2 separate regions of the Mus musculus genome follow, and region 2 is linked to region 1. The links are chromatin loops, found by intact Hi-C in ENCODE. Cell type or tissue: gastrocnemius. All regions are shown on one strand. Region 1 overlaps Mxra7 (matrix-remodelling associated 7). Region 2 has its middle 5.8 kb from the start of Ube2o.

Region 1 (2,500 bases):
TGTGTGTGTGTGTGTGTGTGTGTGTGTGTGTGAGTGTGTGTGTGTGAGTGTGTGTGTGTGAGTGTGTGTGTGTGTGTGAGTGTGTGTGAGTGTGTGTGTGTGTGTGTGTGTGTGTGTGTGTGTGTGTGTGAGTGTGTGTGTGTGTGTGTGTGTGTGTGTGTGTGTGAGTGTGGGTGACCACCCGTGAGTACCAGTGGACTTCACTTCCTTTGTCTATTACTTCTCAAATCTGGTGGTTTGGCTTCAGTGAGAACAAAAACACAGAGGGATTGTGGGAACAGGGTGTGGGGGGGGGGCACAAAGGCTGTGGGGAGCAAACATGGCTGGTAAGAAAAGCTCAAAGCCTGAGCCCATACTGCTGGCAAGCTTCCTCCTCTGAGGAGGACAGAGACAAGGCCATGCCCAGGATCTTGCTAGCCCAGGGACGCACCCCAGCCTGCATTGGCTCCTCGGGGGGGGGGGGGTGTTTTTGTTTTTTTTTTAAATCTCTCAAGCTTTTAGGATGTCAAAAGGAAGGAAAGCTTTCAGGAAGAGGCTAAGGACACCTTCATTATTCTTCAGTTCTGTAAAGAGAAACAGGGAGAGAGAGATCATGTATTTTGTTCAGTCGATTTCAGAAGCAGCACAGGACAGGAGGGTGGGCACAGGGACGAGAAGGAAGATGTTTGGAATTGCAGAGGCCATGGTAGGCTCTGCTGCTTTCTTAGACCAGCAGTTTGCTCCTCATATGTTGCAGGGACACAGCTCTGTTAGTCCCCCCCCACAGCCAAAGCCAGCTGTCCCTCTGCCACTTTCAGCTTCTGAGAAACAGAGACGATGTTCAGTGAGCTTGCTAAGCCTTGGCTGTGTGGTCACACTGATGGAATTCCTATTGCCTTAGATAATTTTTTTTTTTTTTTTTTTTTTTTTGCTTCCTGCTGCCTGGGTCTTCGTCTGCTGTGAGGGCTCTGAACCTAACCCTGCAGGTTCCCCAGAAGGGCCAAAAGCCTGGCCAACTCTCTGACTCTCTGAAGGCCCGAGGTCTGATTGTGTGCCTTTGGCGCCCTCTCCTGGAAGCTGGAGTTATTGCATGCTTTCAGCCGTTATGCAGGAAGAGCCTGAACTCTTAAGGTAAGGCTGGGGGTGGGGGTCCCCACTTTTCTAACTGCCCTAACATGTCATACAAAACCCTCTTCTTGGGTCCTGTCTATTTCCATGAGTGAAAAGATAACAGACCTACAGACAGTCAGGCACAGCAGTGAGGGGCCTGGCCCGGGCTGGCAGCACAAGCTTAGTGTACAAGCTGGGTTCCTCTCTCTCTCTGGGACCAGCAGGTGGGATATCCTGCTAAAAAGCAAAGCCAGCCAGGCTTCTTGGCCTGGGAGAGCAAAAGTCTGCCATCCAATGAGCCCAGGCACACTGAGGGAAGCTTCGGAGAGCGGCAGGGTCAGAGCCAATGTGGGGAGCAGGGGAGGAGTGTGCGTGCCCACCCAGAGGGAATTTAAAAAGGTTAGCGTGCAGAGCAGCAGAGATTTAAGCGGTTACTGCCTTCTCACTTCCCAGGCTCTGGACAGGAGTTTTGTCTGAGCAGATCCAGGGGCAGAAAGTCTCAGTTGGGATGGTAGGAGAACCCATTTGGGGCATCCAGCTTGCTCAGTGCTGCTCCCTGAGGAGTGTGATCAAGCCTGAGGAGAACAGAGCAGAGCGCTGCCGCAGAGCTGGGCCCTAGGCGCAGCTGCGGTGGCCCAGCTAATGATTCAAAGTGAGAGGGAGAGAGTGCACCATTTACCTGCTAACAAGGTGCTTGCTTGCCTGTTTATCAGCCTAGAAGCAGAAAGAGGCATTGTGCTGGTAGGGACAGGTCTGACGGGCAGCCTGCCAGCTTGAGAGAGTGGTTCATTAGTTTGATGGTAATGTAGATGAACGGTTTCATTATTATTATTATTATCAATTACATTTGTATTTGTTTTGTGTGCATGTGGAACTTGGGGGACAATCCATACCACTTGGTTCTCCCCTTTTATCGAACTAGTCTGAGGCTCAGACTCAGGGCGGCAGGCCTGAGCAGGGTTGGCAGCAGGCACCTTTGTTCTCTGAGCTAGCAAATACACTGGTGCTATTTTTCAGGGGACAGTTCTAGAGCCGTTCCCCAAATCCCGTTGGGTCCAGATCTGTCATGTAGCTATCGTTTTTCTAAAAGCCAGAGACAGAAGGGTGAAGCCAACCTGAGCAGCCTCTGCAACCCCCAGCATCAGATGTGGCACAGAGGTGTGGTCAGGGGATGCCCCTCCGGCTGGGCCTGCGTGCAGGGCTGGGAGGGAGCAAGCAGATGTCAGGTGAGATGGGCGTGGGAGAGCCACAGGAAGCATGCTGGGTTGGGGCAATGGAATGAAATGAACTCAGGCCCTGCTGGGACCTCAACCAGTCCCTCCTGCACACAGTGAGGACTTCTCTGTGCAGAGGGCGAGTCAGGGACTCCTTCTTCACTCGGAGCAGCTCCTTGGCACACTCTGCAGCTCAC
Region 2 (2,500 bases), 220 kb before region 1:
TGTCATAGAAACCTCTTAAGGACCACTTCTGGAAGCCAGGCGAACAGAGTGTCTCAAAACAAAGTCCCGTTTCTTCCTCCTGTAATGCCAGTGCTCAGGGGGAGGAGAGAGGGGATAGCCAGAGCAAGCTGGTTACTAGACCAGCTAAGTCACTGTACCCTGAACTGGTGTGGGACCCTGCGTGTGCTGGGTGGTTTTATGTCAATTTGACACAAACTAGAGTCATCTGAGAGGAGGGGACCTCACTTAAGAAAATGCCTCCATATGGCTGGGCTGCAGGCAAGTCTGTGGAGCATTTTCTTAATTAGTGAGTGTTGGGGAAAAGCCCAGCCCATTGTGGGTGGTGCCACCCCTGGCCTGGTGGTCATGGATTCTATAAGAAGGCCGACTGAGCATGCCATGAGGAGCGAGCCAGTCAGTAGCACCCCTTCACGGAATCTGCCTCAGCTCCTGCCTCCAGGTTCGTGCCCTGTTTGAGTTCCTGTCCTGAAGTACACCTGTGTTTGTTGCTTTGTTATGAAAAAGCAGTGTCCTCCCTTCCTAATTGTTGAGTAGACTGGCACTCCAGGAAGATACGCCCCATTTAGTCCATGGCTTCTGGTAATAATGGCTAATAATAGCTTCACTCATTGAAGTGTGACTTCATGCCCAGTTCTATACTCAATAGCTTTGCATAGATTATCCAGAACCTGTCTGGACTGGGTGCCTCATGTCTTACTGGTGTGTTTAACCCTGGTGCCTAGGTCCTGGGGTTTGCTCATGTGTCACATGGATGGATACAAAAAGGTCTGACATCCCTGAACCTCCCTTTGGTGAGTTTACTATGCCCCCAGTGCACTCTAGGCATTGAAGCTAACAAGGTGAAGAACCCTGGTTCCACCCAGTTTGAGCGCCTTCGGAGTCACTGTTGAGAGGGAGCCCAGATGCACTTCCTTTTCTGTCCAGCAGGGGGCGCTCCAAAGAGCGCGCCCCATTACATCCGCAGCGCCTGCGTCTCAGCTCAGGGCCATTCCCCTTAGGGACTGGCCCTTGGCAAAAATGTGAAGAAAATAATGGCATAGCGCAGGATCTGCAAGGCCGACTTCAAGTGCGGGATACATGAAGTAGAGCAGGTGTGGCTCCTGTCTGGAAGCGTCGTTGGCCCAGGGACCTGTGTCCCGCCTCAGGCTTGGGCAGATGCAGGCTTGGGCAGTTGCAGCACTGTGCACTCTGCTGCGGGCCTCAGGCTGGAGACAAGGTGGGACTATGTGGCTCTCCTCCAATCCCAGCGGTGTTAGTGAGTCAGCATGCCTTTAGCCAATGGTGTCTCCCCACCACCTCTGCCACACAGGTCTGTACCTGACCTCGACACCATCCTCCTCTCTGGGAAGCAGTCTTTTGCATGCGTGTGTGCATGTGTTGTTGCTAAGAATCATTCCATTCTGCATCAGTCTTCTACGCGATTCATTGAGCCAGGGTCTCTCAATCAAACCCAGAGCTTGCCAATATGGCTAGTTTTGGCAGGCAGCTTGCTCTGAAATCCGTTGTCTCTGCCTTGTACGGTTAGAATTACAGGTGGACTGCTGCGCATGCAGCATTTACCTGGGCCTCAGGGGGTAAACTTCAGTTCTCATGCTTGGGTGGCAAACACTTTTAACCAGAGTCACCACCCCAGTCTGATGTTTAAGGTCATCAGTGCCTAGCCTCGTGTGGTGGCTCAGAAGGCTGAAGCAGGATAGTCACAGTAAGTTTGAGCTTAGCTTGGGCTGCAATGAGAGACTAGGTTCTAGGCCAGCTTGGATTCTGGAACTTGTCCTGATTGTCCCCACCTCATGACATCACCATTCCTCCTGTCAATGGCTCTTCTGAAAACAGTGCACATCCCGCAGCTCGGCTGTCAGCGTAGAGAGCGTGCCCTCCTCATTGTGCATCCATCCTTTCACTTAGGCATACGTCAAGGCTCATCTAAGTTGGAACTTACGTCTGCACTTCTCCTGATGACTGAGGAGCACTCTGCCACATAAATGCGAAATCTACTTATCCACGCATCCCTGAAAGGGGACATTAACTCTCTTACATAAAAACACAAACTATTACTTGTGTCAGTTTTCAGGTAGGTGACAGCAAACGAGTAGAAAGCACTCAGCTTCTTTCCCCTCCCCACAATCTCCTTCAGGACACCATCCCCCACCAGAGTGGCCCATGTGTGATAATCTTCAGACAGGATCACACCACCCTACAAAGCCATGTTAGCGTTCACTCTTCCCGTTACACCGTCTACGGGGCTGGACACATACAGAAAGGGATTATGGTATTACGTGAGTAGTCTCCTGGCCCAAGATCTCCTCTGTACTCTGAGACATCAACTTTTAAAGGGCAGGCAGGAGAGGACTCTGGGCTGGGAATATAGCTCAGTGGTCCACGAACACTTCTTGCCTACCAGGCTTGAGGTCTTTGGCTTCAATTTCCAGCAGAGGGTGGGGAGCAGAGGAGGAAAGGAAGGAAGGAAAGAAGGAAGGAA

What was found. Hi-C counts contacts between places; a loop is a spot of excess contacts. Peaks named below come from ENCODE experiments on the same cell type or tissue, not always from the same donor. Only the 100,000 strongest peaks of a DNase experiment are listed, where the experiment ranks them.
Region 2: a loop joins it to region 1, with 6 times the contacts of the local background. A loop is called at or near these places in 3 of 42 quality-filtered maps.

What each region holds. Positions count from the first base shown.
Region 1 is chr11:116,807,406-116,809,905 of GRCm38, forward strand. All of the region lies in intron 3 of Mxra7 (matrix-remodelling associated 7), which reads right to left. Among named protein-coding and RNA genes, the nearest start is that of Mxra7, 19 kb to the right of the region's middle. In gastrocnemius, a CTCF peak has its summit at 1,056 (motif pointing left); DNase peaks (open chromatin) are centred at 369, 1,032 and 1,798; H3K27ac peaks cover 1,414 bases.
Region 2 is chr11:116,586,022-116,588,521 of GRCm38, forward strand. No RefSeq gene overlaps it. Among named protein-coding and RNA genes, the nearest start is that of Ube2o, 5.8 kb to the left of the region's middle. In gastrocnemius, no CTCF peak of the experiment used is centred here; a DNase peak (open chromatin) is centred at 960.